2 separate regions of the Homo sapiens genome follow, and region 2 is linked to region 1. A link is an interaction called in ENCODE POLR2A ChIA-PET data of the cell type or tissue named here. Cell type or tissue: GM12878. All regions are shown on one strand. Each heading gives the region's core, and the rest is flanking DNA. Links, peaks and the distances in the headings are about the cores only.

Region 1 (9,982 bases), core at 930-8,929:
TCCAGCCTAGGCAACAAGAGTGAAACTCTGTTTTAAAAAAAAGACTTTTTCGGAGCAGTTTTAGTTTTATAGAAAAATTGAGTAGAAAGTAGAGAGGGTTCTCATGTGTCCCCCTCCACCAGTTTCCTCTATTATTAACCTATTTTTTAACCCTATAGTATGTACAGTGGTTAGTAGTTAGTGTGGTACCATGAAGCCTGGAAGAGCTTGTGAGAAACTGGGGTTCAACCCAGGTGTCCCTTTTTCCAAGCGTCTCTCATGCTCTCCCCCAAGCCAGGGAACTGCTTTTTCTTTTGTCTCTAGGTTCTAGTGTGTTTCTAGTAACATCCCTGCTGTTTGCTGTCCTGCTTGTGGATTCTGATGGCAACTTCCTCTGGTTGTTACTGTTCCATTTTTTCTCTTTTATATTTTGACTTTCCATTCTTCTTAGTACCTCATCATTTTTCAGCCATCATGAAAAAGAGAAGTAATCTTTTATCTGATGACACCAGTTAGTAGTGGTCTCTGCCTGTATAATCATGCATTCATCATGCCTATTTAATTCCCCTGCACTCCTATGCATGCAATTTCTGATGAGGAGAAGAGATTTGACCGAAAGGTCATAGCTTTCTATCTGAGACTAACTATCTTTGGAGAGGTATGGGGAAGACCCTTTGGGTCCTGAGGCAACCACCACATTGGGATTCAATGTGTGGGGGATGTTGTACTTTCATTAACTTTCTGGCACATGTATATATAGAGAGAGGACTCTTCATCCTCTATAGCAAAGCTGATACAAGGCTAAAATGTTCCAAATGGCTTAGTGAAAGGATGGAGATGAAAGGGAAAAAAAAAAGACAGAAAGTAGAGTGTAGTCTTTCAAGGTATGGTCCAGGATTCAAGATCCCCAAGACCCTACCAAGTAGTCCATGAGTTCAAAACAATTTTCTTAATAATAGTAAACATTATTTCTTTTTTCACTCTCATATCCCATATGTATACATTGGAGCTTTCCAGAGGCTACAATGACAGATGATTTTTTTAACAGCTCAGATGAAGAAGCAGATACCAGACTCCAGATGTCTTCTGTGAGGCCAGATAGTAAAGAAGTTTGCAGAACTACAAAACAATGCTATTCTTCTCACTTATTTAGGTTTGGAAAATATAGTGCTTTTTTCCCATAAATATGTTGTTTAAGTTAACACATTAATTGATTTATAATTATTTTAAAATTAATGCATTTATTTAAAATTTCTCAGTTTTACTTTTTAATAAGATAACTAGCAATAGCTATAACCCACATAAACAAAATCTCTATGTGTTTTTAATAATTTTTAATAGCATTAAGGGGTCCTGAGACTAGAAAGTTGGAGAGCTGCTTAATTTGATTTTTGAAGTACAGCTGTATTGCACTACCCAGACCCATTCTTCCTTCAGAGTCCATGCTGGGCTATTTCAGTCCCTCATGAGAGGATGAACAGTCTCTCTACTTGAAGTTTGCCCTCACCATTCAGATTTTCTGCTGGAGAACATAGCTTTTCCCAGTGATACTGGAAATAATTGCCTGCAGGAGAGACCCAGACTTCTTCCTGAAGAGATAATAGTTATATGCTTTGCAGCCACAGCAAACTAACTATATCACAAATGCGTATGTGCTTTACAATAAGGCACTTGTGTGGTAATGGTTTACATGTATGGAAAGGACATTGGAGGAGGCAGGAAAAGAATTTTTGTTGTTGTTGTTAAGACAGTGTCTCAAACTCTGTCACCCAGGCTGGAGTGCAGTGGCGCAAACATGGCTGAATTGCAGCCTCAATCTCCTTGGCTCAAATGATCCTCCCCAGGTGGCCTCTCCAGTAGCTGGGACCAGGTACGCCCCACTGCACCTGGCTAATTTAGAATTTTTTTTTTTTTAAGATTCTATTATTTGCCTGACCCCAACTTGATGCTAGGGATGCTCACAGGTATCAGAAATATCCCCTTACTTTTCAACTTTTTTGGACAGGACTATTGGTTGTTACCAAGTGTCCTGCTTTTCCACAAAAGATATTTTTCTCCCTTCTAGGCTATTTCTGGAACTAGCAATGATTCAAAAGCCGATGGATTCATTAAAACTGTGATGCTCAGTTATGGTTTTGTACTTTGTAGCCTTCAAAAACCTTTAAAATATACCCTAGATATTTGTGGATTGTATGAACAGGTGTGCATGTATGTATATGTATATATTTGTGCATGCATACATATAAACGTGTGTATGTATTTATTAATCTATATATCCCACATAAATTTGGAGTAGTGAATCTTTCAAAATCAGGAAAATAATTTCAGTCTTTAGATATTTATGTTAACCAGACTTGGTTATTTGGTAGTTTATTATTAGTAGGGAGAGTTATAGTCATAAAAAGTTTTATAGATAAAGCCTACTTTAAAACTATTTTAGGGAAATTTTGGAGGAGTAAAGGTGGATTATGCCATGGGGCCCTGTAGATGATAATAAAGCTAAAGTAGGGAGGTGGTACAATGTGTGCAGAGTTCTGAAAGCTGGTCAGGACCACAGCAGGAAGTAGAACTAAAACTGGGCTCTGGTTTCCTGCCACTCTTCAGTCTGAAGTCAGAGATTTGACCTTGCTTCTTCCTTTGACAGAAGTAGCACTTTTATTAAATTCACCATGGGGCTGAAATGCTCCTAAGAATCAATTAACAAAAAGTACCTGTATTAAAATGAATAGTCCACTAGCATATTAAATCTAACAATTTGTCACATTACAAGTGTGTTGAAGTTTTCTATTTATTATGATCCCTTAGCTATGACTAGAGGATTTTGCCAAATTATTAGATGCATTATTAAGGCAATTCTGTGGTTCTGACACAGGGCTTAGGAACTAAAGTCCAGACTGCCATTATTGGCTGTGTGACGTTAGGAAATTTCTTCCTGTTCCTTAAATCTCAATTTACCACTCTGACTAATGGCATATAAAGAGCTATCTTAACATGATTGTCAGGATTCAATGAGACTACATATATAAACTCAGATAGTTGTAGGTAACTCTTGATGACTGGGTGCTTATCTGCCAGACAGGTGAGGAGAACACACTATGAAAATAATCACGAACTGTGATGAAATTCTGTACTAAGAAAATTACAGGCAGGTTCCCACTTTAGGTAGGGTGGTTGGGGAAGGCCTTAACTTGAATATTAATGTTTCTAGGAAAGGACCATAAACCTATGGAAATTGCACTTTGGGAGATATTTTTAAAGATTTTAAAAAAATCCTTTGGAGGATTTTTTTTAAAAGCCCCCCCCCCGCCCCCGCAATGTTACTATACATTATTCAACAAAAATGTGGAAATCACTTTAAAGAAATGAAGAAATTCTAAGTAATAAAATGGTACTGTGGTTTCCAGCTGCAGCTACATGAATGCATATTATTAAAAAGATTAATAAGAACAAGCCCAGGAAACTACAGTAAATCCTGAAATCTTTATTTTAGTGCGGGTTTCTTTCAGTATTTTATATGCCACTATTTGTGTTAACATTTTTGTAAAGGCAAAATCAAAGGTGATATATGACTTGCCCCTCATAGATTAAAAAATGGAGATTCGTCTGTCTCCAGTCTTCCAAGCTGGATCATTTGTTAAATAGCTGGTCAGTTGTTAAAATGACTGAATTCATGTCTATTAATTTTTTGAATATCTGAGGTAGTTTTTACAGATTAGTCCTGTGATTAATGCAGAGTTACTCTGTTAATGAATTTTTAAAATTTTTCTTTCCTTTTTCTTTATAGTAACAAATAGTGTCTAAAGAGAAGAATTGGCTGTAGTCTAAGTTATCCCCCCAAACAAGGTGTCACATAACCACATTAGACTCCTTGATGATATTAGCATTAGAGACCATGCTCATGTTTTGTGCCATGCCTTCTTTATAACAGGCCCCATTTTATGAGATCGGAAATTGAAGCTCAGCAGCTGAACCCTCCACATGGTCTTAGTAGCAGAAATACCATCTTTGGGCTCAGAGTTTAGTTTATTTTTCCTGGTGATTGCTAACACCAAAGATGGGCTCTGCTACTTGGGGAGGGTTTTATGGTAAGCATTCAAATATTCAGTGCTGCCTAGCAGCTTGGTAGGTGGTACTTATCTCTAGGTGAAGAGTATCTCATCTCAGGAGATTACATCCTTGAGGCTAATGTTTCACTTATCTATGGTCACATAAGAAACTACACCAACCAGTTTTGTGGCTTTAACCCATGAGTGATTAACTCTCAGATCTCTGTCTCTGGAGGCTGCCTGGGCTTAGCTAGGCTAGTGTAAGGGATAGGGTAATAGGTAGTGAGGCCACAAATGCAGATGGGAGCCAGATGTTGAAGGATACTGCAGGTTACAGTGTCAGGTGGATGTCACTTTTCTGGGGTATCTGGGCGGTCCTTTATAGACAGGTATGAGTCGAGCATCCCTAATCTGAAATTCAAAGTTCTCCAAAATCCAAAACTTTTTGAGTACCAACATGATGCCACAAGTGGAAAATTTTATACCTGGCCTCATGGGATGGATCACAGTCAAAACACAAAACTTTCATGCACGAAATTATTAAAAATATGATATAAAATTACCTCCAGGCTATGTGTATAAGGTGTATATGACACATAAGTGAATTTCATATTTAGACTTGGGTCTCATCCCTAAGATATCTTACTGTGTACATGAAAATATTTCAAAATCTAAAAAATCTGAAATTCAAAATAATTCTGGGTCCAAGCATTTTGACTATGGGATCTTCAACCTGTAGTTGGTATTTTCTCAACTAAGAGAGGCTGGTTAGGGCAAATGACAGGGAGGAAGAGAGAGCAGAGAAGGTAGCAGGGGTATACTGAGAGAGAGGCAGAAATCAGAAAAAAATATGCAAAGAATGCTGTCAAAATTAGTGGTAGTGAGAAAAGTAGTAAAAGTGTATTAGGCTGGTGGATGTTAGCAAGTGAACATTTTGTTGTTATTGGTGGTTTTGTTGTTGTTACAATAGTCTGGCATTCAATGGCTTAGGGGAATTTTTGGTTGCAAGTGACAGAATACCTCCTAAGAGATATATTGGCTCATGTAACTGAAAAATTACAGGACTAAGTCTAGCTTTTAGGTTTGGCTAGAAATAGGGGCTTAAATGATGTCAATCAGAACTCAGTCTCACGCTCCTTGTCTCTCAATCCTGATTTCTTTGGGTTAACTCTGCTCAGGCAAAACACTGACCCTGGATTCTCTGAAAAGTACAACATTGGTAGAATTGGATGGTGATATGGTTTGGCTGTATCCCCACCTAAATCTCATCTTGAATTATAGCTCCCATAATTCCCACGTGTTGTGGGACAGACCCCGTGGGAGATAACTGAATCATGGGGGCGGTTTCCCCCATACTGTTCTCCTGGTAGTGATTAAGTCTCACAAGATCTGATGTTTTTATAAAGGGTTTCCCCTTTCACTTGGTTCTCATTTTCTCTCTTGCCTGCTGCCATGATTATGAGGCCTCCCCAGCCACGTGGAACTGTGAATTAATTAAACCCCTTTCCTGTATAAATCACCCAATGTCGGGTATGTTTTTATTAGCACAGTGAGAACAGACTAATACAGACGCTTAAGGTATTTTGTACAAGAGTGACGTATTTCTTAACCCTCTCAATCAGTATTCTTAAAGACCACTCTCTTCAGTTTTGTTTTGTTTTTTTGAGACAGAGTCTCGCTCTGTCGCCCAGGCTGGAGTGCAGTGGCGCGATCTCAGCTCACTGCCAGCTCCGCCTCTGGGTTCATGCCATTCTCCTGCCTCAGCCTCCGGAGTGGCTGGGACTACAGGCGCCCACCACCACGCCTGGCTAATTTTTTGTATTTTTAGTAGAGATAGGGTTTCGTCGTGTTAGCCAGGATGCTCTGGATCTCCTGACCTCATGATCCGCCCACCTCAGCCTCCCAAAGTGCTGGGATTACAGGCGTGAGCCACCGCTCCCAGCCACTGTCTTCAGTTTTATAAAAAGAAAAGTGGGGTGGAAGGGGACATGAAATGCTAAGAAAGTAGCAACAGTTCTCAATTTACTAATCCAAGAATGGGCTTGTGCTTCAAACTTGAAGTAGCGTGAGAAGGTGGAAACAACAGTCTTGGTAATGAAGCCTCCCCTGTCCAGTCCTCCAGCTCAGACTTAGTCTGGGTGGTAGTTCATAGGGAGATATCAATTATCCTATTCCCTCTTCTTGAAAGTGACAGAACTCGACACTTTTCCTTGTGTCAGGCAACATGGCCTGTGCTGTACGTTACTTCTTTAAGCCTTATAGTAATCCCGTGACTTAGGTATTAGTTGTAGGTATTATTACTAATATTAGGTATTATTACCTAGTTTACACATGAGAAACTGAGGCTTAGAGTGGTTAGCAACTTGGCAGAGATCACAGAGCTAGGAACTTTAGAGCCAAAACTCAAATCTAGGCAGTTGAAAACCAGAGCCCCCGTTGTGGACTGAATTATGTGGCTCTGCATCCTTATAATCTCCAGTCTCTTTCCAGATGCACGACCAGACCCTCTGGCTTTAATCAAGACGAATGCGTGTTGAAAACTTTAAACAAATTAAATTTAACAATTCAATTGAGCAAAGAATGATTCTCAAATTGGACAGCCCCTGAACCAGTATAGGTTTGGTAGAACTCCAGAGTGGCCACATGGTCGATAACATTTATGGACAGAAAAAGGAAAGTGACTAGAGAGAGAAAAGGGAAGTGAGGGAAACAGCTGGATAGGTTACAGCTGAGTGTTTGCCTTGTTTGAATCTGCTTCTAACTGTTGACCCCCTGTGGTTGACTGAAGTTTGGCTGCTGTGATTGGCTGAGCCTTGGCTACTTGTTAGAAAAGTAGGTTCCAGTCTGTTTACACATTAAGTTGGGTCACAGTTCACTACATACAGAGAAACCTTTAGGCTGAACTTAAAACATATAAGATGTCAGCTTTGGTCTAAACTTAATTAAACATGAATTAGTGTGCATATCTTTCATGTGGACAAGACACACTGATAATTCACCATGCCATCCTTAGGGCTCAGAGAGAGACTCATTCCTATTTCTGCAAACACTTTTAAACTGCAACTTCAGCCGTCCCCTGTGGGAGGCTTAGTGTTGAGAGCATCCATTCATGTGTGGCAGCTGAGCTGCTCAGGTTTAGAATTCCACCTACGGAGGTGTGCACTGCAAGCTGTTTTTGCTTTTATTGACGCTGGCAATTATCTGAAGAGTTTAGGAAAATTGGAACACTGCTGCATCATTTTGAGGCATTTCCAAGAGGCAACTCTAAGTAAACAAATGAAACCTGAAGCAATTTTCCTGTGTAGCTTTTGAAGGGCCAGAATTATTTTGTTTTGAGTAAGTAAACCCAACCTAGCACCTTCGGTGTGGACTAAAGAATTAGTACATGCATTTCTATCCCTATGTTTAAACAAAATAGAATAAATTATAAAATCTCATCACTTCTTGAAAGCAATATTGAATGTTCTAAATAAGATTTCTCTTAATGTAAAATGGAGAAGTTTATGACTCGCACTAAAAAGTAAAGTGTGTTCATTTATCAATACTAAAAGTATTAGAGTACTTTTAAAAATGAGTTAGGTACATATTCTTTTCTTTATGTATTTACTAGAATTCTAACAATTTAGGATTTAAATACTAAACTGACGTTCTTGAGAATGAAGAAAGATTAGTTTGTTTAGATCTGCACTTTCCCATCATTTCCTAACTGGGGTGAGTGGTAAAGGAGTCATAAATAGGGAAAAAAAGGATATTAGCATAAGTTCTCAGTTCAGAGTCAGATTGTCTTCTCTGTTTGTTGCAGGTATTGTATTGCAAATTCCAAAATTGTATCACATACCCTTAGTCAAATATACATATGAAAATACATTCCAGCCCTGGCATGGTGGCTCACACCTGTAATCCCAGCACTTTGGGAGGCCAAGGCAGATGGATCACCTGAGGTCAGGAGTTTGAGACCAGCCTGACCAAAAAGGTGAAACCCTGTCTCTACTAAAAATACAAAAATTAGCCAGGTGTGGTAGCAGGTGCCTGTAGTCCCAGCTACTTTGGAGACTGAGACAGGAGAATTGGTTGAATTCAGGAGGTGGAGGTTGCAGTGAGCCAAGATTGTGCCACTGCACTCCAGCCTGGGCAGCAATGGAGTAAAACTACATTTCAAAAAAAAAAAAGAAGAAAGAAAAAAGAAAATATGTTCCAAAGTGAATATATTTTACTAGCTAAGCCACCATTAAGATGTTGTCTGTCTATGTATATATTTTTTAAAGGACTGTGAGTAAGCAGCATCTAAGGTTATTACTGATTAACATTTTTTTCTTTCAGCTGAGAAATTCTTAATTGAGAATCTCTATTTCAAAGCAGCAAGGCTGATCATTAAGTACTAACTCAATACTGGCATTAGCAATGGACACTTAAACTAATTGAAGAATTCATTGAGTGCTTGTTGTGTACTAGGTAAAGTGCTCACAATAAACATGAGTATGGCTTGGTCTCTTTCTTGTAGCTCTCAGCCCAGCCTTGGAGGACAGAGAGGAGATGGAATTGCAAACAGGTAACTAGGTTGTAGTGGAATATGAAGAATTCAGTGAGGATCTACGTACAACATATAGTGATCAAGGAGAATGGGCTCAGCATTAGGGTGGTTAGGAAAGGCTTTTTAGAGAAAGACAATCTAGACACTGTGGCTCTTGAAGGATGGATGCAGCTCACCAGCTGTACATACACAGGCATGAAACCACATGGTGAACTCAGGACTCAAAATTGTTCTGTAGTTGGAACTTGTTTTAAAATGCACTCAGGATTTGTTTTAATCAGATAAGACACACAAACACAGAAATGACTGTCATGAAGGAAGACGTTTTTATTCTCAGAGATTGCTAGAAACAGGAGGCAAAGCATGCCAATAGGACCACACGGGGAAGCACCAGGATCAGTCAGGAGGCAGAGAGAGTGAGGAGAAGCATGGCCCAGCACCTTCATTGTGGTTTCCATGGGAAGGAACGAATGAGGCAGGGGAAAGCAGGATTGAGATTAGCTAGTTTGAATAATTTCAGCAGATTCCTGGGCTGTAGGGACTGCCTCTGTTTGTGGGACTTATGGGATACCTGGACCTGGGGGTGATTAGTACAGGGAGATAGTGGCTTGATGTATGAGTTCCATAAAAGAAGGTTGATGGGCCAGATGCGGTGGCTCACGCCTGTAATCCCAGCACTTTGGGAGGCCGAGGTGGGTGGATCACAAGTTCAGGAGTTTGAGACCAGCCTAGCCAACATAGTGAAACTCTGTCTCTACTAAAAGTACAAAAAAAAAGAAAAAAAAGCCGGGTGTGGTGGCAGGTGCCTGTAATCTCATCTACTCAGGAGGCTGAGGCAGGAGAATTGCTTGAACCCAGGAGGCAGAGGTTGCAGTGAGCTGAGATTGCGCCACTGTACTCCAGCCCTGGCGACACAGTGAGACTCTATCTCAAAAAAAAAAAAAAAAAAAAAAAAAAAGGTTGATGAATGAAGGGCTATAGATTGATTGGTAGTCATTTGCTGTCTCTAAGAATTGGTTTCCCTGGGAAAGACGATCTCTCCCTAGTCAGTGATATCTCAGATAGTAGAGCATCAAGAATACAGAAAAAACAAAAATATAGTTAATACAAAGCTTCACAGGGAGAAAGGAGGAGATGAGTGGTAGTATGTAAAAAAAAAATGAGAGTAGAGAGAGAATAAAGAGTCAGATCATGGAAGAACTTGCTTGGTGAGGGTTTGGGCTGTAGTATTATTAGGTATTGGAGAACTCTTGACAGATTTGGAGAAATACGGTAATACCTTAGACCTACGTTTTAGGGCAGTCCCTCTTATCAGCAGAGAGGAAGGTTGACTGAAGGAGTGTTATGTCTGAAGATGTAGGGACTGAGCAGGAGACAGCTGAAAGTGTCAGTGTGAAAGATGCTGAGGGATAGAGTTGCATGGTGG
Region 2 (9,982 bases), core at 1,324-9,323, 110 kb after region 1:
TTGGTTAGAAAATTAATCACTCTTCTTAAGGAAAACTTACATCTTTCTTGGAGCCTTCAAAACATACACCCTTGTGAGCACATTTTACAACAGGCCTGTTATACTATGCTATGGTAGATATTAAGCCACATGAAAAAGTAGAATTCTATACCTTTTGACACATTTTCAAGAGTAATAATAACTTTTAGTGACTTTCACAGAATAACAAAATAAGTATTCTATATTCTCCCAAATGACAAAAATAATTGAAAGCTGACCAAATCGAATACATCATTATTTAATATTTTTAAATTGGGCCAGTAGCTGAGTGTCAAGGTAGATTAGAAATAATAGAGTTTGATTTAGTAAGATTTTCTCATTTAATCCTGCACAATGGGCCACATTTGGAGGACAGTATTGTCATTGCATTATTGCAGGATTTTAAGCTGCTAATAACACCCCAACTGCTAGCTGCTTCACAGAAAGAGGATTTTCCCCCTCACATAACCAGATATCTTGTGGTAGGTGTCCAACGTCTCAGGTCCCAGGTCCAGGGGAGTCTGTTGACCCTCCCGTCAAGACTGCAGTGTGCCCACAAGGCTGCAGACACTGTGCCCTTGTGAAAACATGTTCAAGGGCAGAAAGCGGGCTGCAGCGAAGGATAGAGAGCTTCGGCTTCCTCAGTCTCTTCCTTATCAGGGAGGAAAGCACTTTTCCAGAAACATAAGACTTCTCTTTAATGTTTCATTAACTAAAACTGGTTTCATCCCAGACCATGGCCAAACCTGCTTTTCCAAGATTGAAGCTCTCCACCAAGTGCTTGAACAAATTTCTGTGTCTATTGTGTTAGAGTATGTGTACGCATTTGTGCTGGGGCAGGGGAGATGGTGGCGGGGAGAAGTGTGGGGTGAGAATGGCTTTTGGGAATTCATTGAACAGTGTCTGCCACTGGTAATTAGAATTAATATCTGAAATTCCTAATTTAATGAGGGAAATCTACCCCATGTTATATTTAAATCAGTTACTTGGTCATAAATATTATGCTTTTGGCCAAAGCCTAGCCACTGTATGATCTCAACAAGAAGGACGAATGGTGAGGTAAAGACAGTCATAGGTCTGTAGCTTTTCAAATTACCGATACTTGCATTAACTATCACTGTCAATATTTAAATCTCATTGCCAAAGATAATTCATGTAAATAATCAGAAAAGATACCAGTTTTATTATGTAGGATTGGCACTATTTCAGGTAAAGTATACCCCTCTCCCGCTAGCTCTCTGATAAAAATTGTTTTAACTTACTTTGAAAGGAAAGTTCCAAGCTTCAGGTTCACTCTCTTTTCCATTGCGTTTGAGAGTGGGATGTGCTGCAAATAATAGAAACTGGAAAAAAGGAAATGCCTTTCCTATACCAATAAGCACTTCAAGTAGGTTAATAAAACAGCCCCTGGGGTGTGTGTACAAGGGAATGGATGAGTCCTGCAAAACATCAGAAATCTTGTAATGTCACAGAACCTAATCTTTGTGGGCACTTAAAGCACACTGGCAATTGATCACAATTTCTTCTTCTAGTTCCTTGGAGAGATACAAGAAAATCGACCTTTCAGGACAATACTAGGCTTTCTACTAGTATTTAATAAAAAACAATTATACCCTTTTTAGTAGGAAATACTAAACTATCATTAATTATGTAATACATAATCTCAGAATTGTAGCTTAAAAAATATAAAAGAGTTATATAATGATCATTCCTCTTTTGAAGAGAAGGAAAATTGTAACAGATCCCAAAGCCTCAGATAGTACAGTGATATCAATTTAATAGAGCTGCTGGTATCACAGAATCATTTTTTTGTTTTTCCTTGGCCAAATTATTTCCTTCATGTAGGACATACCAGTGTTCACAATTGTCCCCTGTCTTAATATCATAATTACTTGGTACAGCAAAGATTTATGTGAATCTTCTTTCTTGTAAAATACAAAGTTAGTTTCTGTGCCTGACTTTTTTTTTTTTTTTTTTTTTTTGAGACGGAGTCTTGCTCTGTCGCCCAGGCTGGAGTGCAGTGGCGTGATCTCGGCTCACTGCAAGCTCCGCCTCCTGGGTTCACACCATTCTCCTGCCTCAGCCTCCTGAGTAGCTGGAACTACAGGCGCCCGCCACCACGCCCAGCTAATTTTTTGTATTTTCAGTAGAGACGGGGTTTCACCATGTTAGCCAGGATGGTCTCGATCTCCTGACCTCATGATCCACCCACCTCGGCCTCCCAAAGTGCTGGGATTAAAGGCGTGAGCCACCATGCCCAGCCCTGTGCCTGACTTCTAATCAAGGGATATTTCTCCTAAAAGTAAATAAATATTTATTTTTGTGTGAACCCTCCATAAAAGATTTGATTTTTATAAATAAAATATAATTCTAAAAAGAATTACTCCCTTTAGGTCATGTGTGTTATATGGTGTTATTTAAAATGTGCACATTTTAAATTTTGGAAAAATGTATGCTGAAAGAGCTCTGTACATTTTGGTGACGTTAGCATTTTATCTGAGACCTTACTTTTAGGAAAATAAAATTGTTTTTCATTACCATTAATACCAGGTGAACATACTACAAATCCAGATACAGCATCTCGTCACTTACCCAGAATATGAAATATTTAATGTCATTCTTATTAAGTTAAAAAAACTTTTTTGAACACTTATGTTCTGTAAGACCTGGTGAGGGACTATATACACATATATGTAAGTAATGTTTTCTTCCAGAATTCATGTTTAAAAATTGATCCAGCTTTCTCCTTTGTCTGCGTGCCCCTCTATTTTGTGTTAAGTTCATGTAATCAGCTACAGATCTATATAATGCAGTCCATCTGACACTGCACACGTAACAAACTCAACATGTCCTGTCCCCAAACCTAACTCCGGGCTTCCCCCGCCGACTTCCTTTTTTGTTATCAGTCATCCAGACTTAGAACTTCTCAGCCTGTTCTTCCCGTCAGTCAGTCATAGCATTTTCCAAATCCTCACTTTGTGGCACACCAAGCTCCAGTACTAAGGTTGAAAGGACCTATAGCCATGGCAACTGATCATCAAAACACAGTGTGATAAGTGCATCAGAACAGTGTTAGCTGGTTATTCTGTAAACATTGGCCCCTGGCCTGGGGACTGTGAGACAAGACCGGGTTCCTCTCACCCTCAGAGAGCTAGTGTTCTCATGGAAAGACAGGCCTTCAAAAAGAAACTGTCTATCTGTGTAGGATTTGGGACCTTGGAGGACAGTTTTTATTCAGGAGGCATTATTCAAGTGCTATTTTAAAAAAACGTGTTCAGTGTGTTAGAGTTGTACATCCAAATGCCCGGCTTTCCCTCAGGCTTTTAAGTTAATTGTATAAGCTTTATCTTTCTGTGTATAAATCTAGCAAAATTTAACAATCACCTTTGAAGGGACTCATAGCTTAATTACATTTCTTTAAATAGTTTGGTCTTTAAAACTTCAATATATTTTATTTCTCTTTTTAAGAACTTCTGCTGTCTGACAAATCTTCCCAAGTACTTAACTAACTCTTGTAAAACCAGAAAATTAAATTTATAAATTGTGGCTCAAATGATCTCTTAATAGCCTTGTACCATGTACATAAACTTAATAAAATTCTCTTACCCCTTCTTAAGACCACAACCCTAAACTCAGTTACCATTTTAAACTGGACATGAAGCTATTCTAATATATGAAATTCCTGTAAACATTTCAAGTATTTAAAAATACCCAATATATGATTCTCTCATCCTAACCGAAAAAATAATGTTTGATTATATTTAATTCTGAATATTAATGAAGATAAAAATATACCCCCTGTCCCCATCCCCCCGAATTTTTTCCATCTCAGGAAACCTGGGTTCTCTTTCCATGAAAATTTAGGGTTATTTTCTTGGCTGGCCAAGTCTGTATATCAGCCAGGCTTGTTGAGGACTTGTGATCTGGCCTTAGGCTTTCCTCAATAACAAGAAAAAAACCAGTAGAGTCCCACTAATAGTCACTGTGTACAAGCGTCTGAGTCCGTGCCTTCCAAGTGGAGTAGATTCAGTTTACACATTACCTAGTTCTCAGCTTGTATTTGAATCTGTAACCTTTACCCATGCTATTTCACCACTGGACTGGATTCAACTATTTAAGCCTTGTCTCTTCTTGAGTGGCAGGGCTACAAATCTGATAAATGACATCAGATTAAACTCTGTGTTCCCAGTTCTGATTCTGTCCGACTTCATGGGTACAACACTCAAATCATGCTAATTAAACAGGTGGCTAATATGTGCTGTGAAAGAAACAGGTAAGGTACCACTATAGAAACTCGGGCGGAAGTTGGGAAGAGTACTTATTTTAGGAATTTGGGGTGGAGGCCTCTCTATCTGTGGTCACATTGAAGGATTTGCAGGTCATGCTAATTTGTTATGTCAAGGAAGAAGGGTTTGCTGAGAATAGGGAAGCAGGGGGTCTGGGCAGAAGGAGCAGCACTTGCAACACATCTCAGGCCTAGGGAGGAGGAGGTTGGCATGTGGAAAACTCAGGGACAACTACGTGGCCTTGAAGTCATTCGTTCAGGGGACATACTAGGTGGGGGATCAGATCCAGCACCTTGAATTAGTAACAGTTACATAGACTGTTTACTTGTAGAAGCCTGTCATTTATTCATCCCTTTTGTTATTTGCAAACATCAGCATCCATTTTGACCGCTCCTCCACAGTTCCTTCCCTCTTCCATATTTGGGACACTCTTCCCACCTCCCCTCACCAATACCATGTCCTGGACATCCTGTGAGAGACCCAGCTGAAGTCCCCACCTCATCTATTTGTCTTTCTTGACCACGCTGTATTTAGTCAGTTCTTCTTTTGAATTACCATAGCAGCTTGTGTCTGTCTGTACTTCAAGACTGCCAGTCTGGAAGGGATCTGAAAGATAAAGGGCCTGGCTCAATTTCCTCATTTTTCCAGCTGGTAAAATTCAAAAGAAAAAAAAAAGGAAGGCAATTGCAGTACCTGGTGGGTGGCTTTCTCCACTCCATCAAACCGCACCAGAACTGACCACTTGCTCTTCATTAGCTTTTCACACCTTTTCTTTTGTTTCCTCTGTATTTCATGAGTACACTAACTTACATGGATTTTTTTCTTCTTAGCAGCAATAACAAATAGGCATAGAATACATAGTAGGCATACACACCTCTATGCAAAATTATCCATTAACACTGAAGGAATGTATCTCTGGGGAAGGAAATAAAAACATGTGGTTACTAGAAAGTCTATTTATTGGATAGACCTTTTAATGAAACACCAGTTTTTAATGTACTGTCCGATAACCACTTTTCCCATAATACAGCCAACTTGCAAAAGGAGAAATTTCATATAAACAACATCTGCACTTTGGAGAGAGGTGGACACCCTTCCTGTTTGTTCAGGTCCTTAGGAAAGACAGATTACATTCTGCCTTTGGGTACTGTGAAATGTGATTCCGTTACGATGTCTAACAGTCTGAGCTTTAGAAGCAGTTTATTAGACAGTCATTAAGAGAATAATTCAGTCCTCCCAGAAAAAGTAACGTTTCCCTGGGGACCGAGTTACAATGAGAGCTCTACCCTCCTTCTCCCTTCCTCTACATGTGGTCTTGATGAGGCAGCTGGGGAGATCCCTGTCCCTCTGTCAGCTGCCCACAAAGCTAAGCCTGTTCTTTCAGCCCTGGCTGACGGTAGAAAGTGAGGCTTAAACAGAGAGCTTCAGAAATGTTAAGCCTGAGGAAGAAGAGGAAGTTCTTTAGCTTAATAGTGATTACTGAATTCCTTTTAAATGTGATAAATGACTCCTTTATTATTTCAGCGAGATGCTGTATCCTATTTTTCTATTAAAGATAAGCCCTATGTAGTTAATGTATACTTGCAGATTGCTGAGAGTAGATCTTAAATAAAAATAAGTATGTAAAGGGATGGATATGTTAGTCAGCTTAATTTAATAATTTCACAATGTATACATCAAAACATCATGATATATACCACAAATATATATAATTTTTGTCAATTATACCTTAATAAAAAATATAAATAGACTCTAGCCCTGGCTTTGCCACTATTACCTGTGGGACCTTGGGCGAGTTATTTTTTCTTCCTGCCTCAGGCTCCTGATATGTAAAATGGGGTAAAAATGCCTAACTCAGGCTCATGGTGAGAATTAAAGGAGAAAAATGCTTATCACACTAACACGTTTGCACAACTATAGTATGTGTTATTATCCCTCCTTCAGCCATCCCAAGTAAAGTTAAATAAGATTCAGCTACTTTTCAATTTTGATTTAAAGTTTTATATTTTTAATTTTGGGCTTCTAAAAACAAAATGTTCTAAACCAAGCCCCTGGGTTCCACCTCCCTGTCTCTCTAGTTCAAAGGTCAGGCGCCCTCCCCCTGCGATCCTGTGTGCAAGATTGTCGACTGGGCTCTGTCCGTCTGGCGTCAGCTTAACTCCTGCCTGGCCCGCTTGGGCACACCTGAAGCACTTCTTGGACCAAAATATTTCCTGTCTTGTCCTGTAGTTCCTGGGCATGCCCAAGTGACAGTGAAGTAAGTGCCATTTTTCCTTATCTTTCTGCTTATGATAGAGACGTGGCCAATTCAGATGTTTGAGGGTGAGAATGCTGACCAGGCTGCCTTGTGCCACCTCCTGTCACTGACACGGAGTGCCAGTGCTCTCTGCTCTTTCAGAGGATGGCCACAGCTTGCCTACTGTGTGCTTCCTAGGGCAGCTGCATTTTTGCTGAGAGCTAGGTTTTTCCTCTATTAGAAAATTCTCATCCAAGTTATGTTTGGCTTGCTATGCAGAGTCTCCTGAGTGAGGTACCACATAAGAAGTTTCATCAAGTATTGTATGCACACCCTCCAAAAAACCTGCATTCTGTTAATGAATTGAAAAGCTTTCCCTTTATTGAGACATATGTTCAGTACTTACTGTTTTCCTTTGAAGCATCTTATGAGAACAGACATATATACAATAAGGTTAATGAAATAGAAAATCAGGAGAAAGTTGAAATGAGAAAAAATTTGTTACCATCCAGTTTAGTAATGGTTCTGTGACCAGCAAGCAGATTTGATTCTATAGTTTCTGGTGCCATGGGCAGAAGTCTATTTTGGAAAGCAGGGGATAGAAATAATATCTTCTTAGCTGGATGTAGTGGTTCATGCCTATAATCCCATCATTGGGAAGTTGAGAGGGGAGGATCACTTGAGGCCAGGAGTTAAAGGTCAGCCCAGGCAACGTAGTGAGACCCCATCTCTATTTAAAAAAAAAAATTAGCCAGGCATAGTGGCATGTACCTGTAGTCCCAGCTATTGAGTTGGGAGGCTGAGGCAGGAGGATCAATTGAGCCCAGGAGGTCAAGACTGCAGTGAGCTTTGATTAAGCCACCGAACTCCAGCCTGAGTATTAGAGCAAGACCCTGTCTCTAAAAAGTATATGTATATTTTCTCTATTGTAAGACAAACCACCATTTTTATAACAGCTAATTGGTGGGAAAGAAGTACTATATTAAATATATATTTAGAATTTTGCTACAAAATAAATACACTTATTGATATAATTACCACTTTCTTCATTATTATGTCAGTTAAATTAAAGTCTTTTTTACATCCAGAGTCTCAAGATTCTTAGGAATCATTTTTGACCTCTCCTATATGGAATATAGTCTTTGTCAAGAATTATGGAGGTCCCAAGATTTTTACCCTATTTGCAAGCTACCAAGTTAGCCTGCCATGGTTCAGGATGCTGAGTTAGGGACACAGCACTTCATCACCCACAACACAGCAGGCAGGCAGCCTGAGCTTCACTTTTACATAGATTCCCTTTATCCCTGAAGCCCCACAGGGTGATACATAGTAGCCCATGTGGTTGCTGGATTTGCCTCAACAGCTGTGGAACTCCCCCCTTCCCATCCCTCCAAGGTTTCTAAAGAGGGATGCTGCAACTCTGTCGACCCTTGGCCCTGGAAGATGTTGTTTTTATTATCCTGATCAGGAAACAATTCTGCCCTCTGATCCTGAAGGAGACATTTATCTCTGTCTTCCAAGACTGAAAAGATAGTTTAGAACAAAACCTGACACCAGATGTGCAGAAATGCTGCAGAGAATTGTCTACCAATGGCTAAGTTAAGGAGTTGATTTTTTTTTTCCGACCACAGCTTATCATATTTATACTTCAGCACTTTTAGGAATAACTGCATAATTTCGATTCATGCTGTAGAATACCAGAATTTTGTCTGTGTTCCCATTCGTACTTTTATTTTTCCCCCGATTGTGTAGCACTAGACATTAAGAGAGAAACTTAAAATAGATGGATCATAGTTTTTGACAATTCTTGAAAGTTTTATGCAATGTCTAAGCTTTGAAAACATTCCTAACCTGGGAGATGTGGTTTTGTTTCTATAGCCTTTAATCATATAAGTGTTTTTTAATACTGCAACAAAGCATAATCTTTTTTTGATGGAATTTTAATTGGCATTGAGTGCTGCAAATTTGGGCTGCAGTCCCACTGTTTATGGCTATTAATGCAAACAGTCCACCTGAGGTGATAGCTGATTGACCCCCATCCTCCCTATAGAACTGAGCCCACCCACACGCACCCTTGCCTTGGGACAGGCAGATTTAATTTGCCGGTGATTATACATCCCAGGCTGGGTGCGGTGGCTCATGCCTGCAATCCCAGCACTTTGGGAGGACAAGGCAGGCAGATCCCTTGAGGTCAGGAGTTCGAGACCAGCCTGGCCAACATGATGAAAACCCCATCTCTACTAAAAGTACAAAAATCAGCCAGGCCTGTTGCCACACGCCTGTAATCCCAGCTACTTGGAAGGCAGAGGCACGAGAATCACTTGAACCCAAGAGGCAGAGGTTGCAGTGAGCCGAGATTGCGCCTTGGCACTCCAGCCTGGGTGACAGAGCGAGACTGTCTCAAAAAAAGAAAAAAAAAGTATCCCAATTTCAGAAATATTACAATACAATGTATGTGCACCTTATTAAGGAGATGTAACAAAGAAGTTGAAGCTATTTAGACATGGACTTTTAGGAAATCTTTTTTCCAGATTTTTTCAGTCTTTAAATTTACCTTCCTTTCAATGTGTTTATTCATGCATTTATTCACTCAGCACTCAAGCATTGATTCTACATTGAGAGAGACATGTAAACAATCAGTTTCATTTGAAATACAGTGTATTTTTGAGGCAGATTCAAACACTTTTGTATTGGGTAATTTCACTTCTTTGAAAACTACCTGGGAAAGGTAGCATATCTATAGAAACACTTAACGTTTTTTCCCCATAGTCTTCAAACTGTCCTTTCACGGAATTGTGTATAATTATTGAGAAGCCTGCTCCTAAGGGATGAATCGGTCCCTCTCCTGCTAGGTGGATGTCTAAGCTGTGGAATGGCGTCATCGCACCCAGAGTTCAAGAAGCAATATTGTCAAGAGCCTCTGTGAAAAGACAACCTGGCTTTGGGCAGACAACTGCTAAAAGACACCCTAGCCAAGGACAGCAGGCTGTGGTCAAAGCTGCTCTCAGCATCTTGCTAAATAAAGCTGTACTGCATGGCTGTCCCCTCCCCAGAGCAGGTATGTGGGTTTCTGCAGAGAGGAGAGGAAATTCACACCCTTGTGAAATACCTTTTAAAAGCTGTTTTTAGAGAGCTTTCTTTCTTTGTAATTAGAAAAATATACATCTTATAGCAGTGTTCCAGAACTGTGATTTTAATTACTGGTTAATGTTTGAATTCTAGACCTCCAAGTAAAGTTGGTGCTGGTTCACAAAACCCCAGCTTGGATACTAAATAAATGCATTATTTTGAACAGTCCGTATCTTTGAGAAACGGAAATGTATTTTGCTTTAATCAGTGAAACTGCATTATCCCTGCTGTGATTTGTGTTGTTTCAGAGCTAGACCAGCATACAGCTGATTTCAAAGGAGGAAGTTTCCCTTTATCCATAGTTTCCAGTTAT

The links. Peaks named below come from ENCODE experiments on the same cell type or tissue, not always from the same donor. Only the 100,000 strongest peaks of a DNase experiment are listed, where the experiment ranks them.
Region 2: POLR2A ChIA-PET joins it to region 1 with 6 read pairs; 3 of 35 experiments call an interaction of 5 or more read pairs at or near these places.

The regions. Positions count from the first base shown.
Region 1 is chr7:117,832,270-117,842,251 of GRCh38, reverse strand. The region is part of intron 2 of CTTNBP2 (cortactin binding protein 2); the gene reads left to right. Among named protein-coding and RNA genes, the nearest start is that of CTTNBP2, 36 kb to the left of the region's middle. In GM12878, for the core only: no CTCF peak of the experiment used is centred there; a DNase peak (open chromatin) is centred at 4,251.
Region 2 is chr7:117,724,668-117,734,649 of GRCh38, reverse strand. It overlaps CTTNBP2 (cortactin binding protein 2), which reads left to right. Exons shown (of 23, transcript NM_033427.3): 17 at 6,383-6,561; 18 at 9,393-9,598; 19 at 9,918-9,982. It overlaps LOC105375469 (a long non-coding RNA gene), which reads right to left. Exons shown (of 3, transcript XR_927902.3): 2 at 4,998-5,219; 3 at 4,625-4,910. Among named protein-coding and RNA genes, the nearest start is that of CFTR-AS2, 82 kb to the right of the region's middle. RefSeq lists a silencer at 1,896-2,113. In GM12878, for the core only: no CTCF peak of the experiment used is centred there; DNase peaks (open chromatin) are centred at 2,999 and 5,599; H3K27me3 peaks cover 165 bases.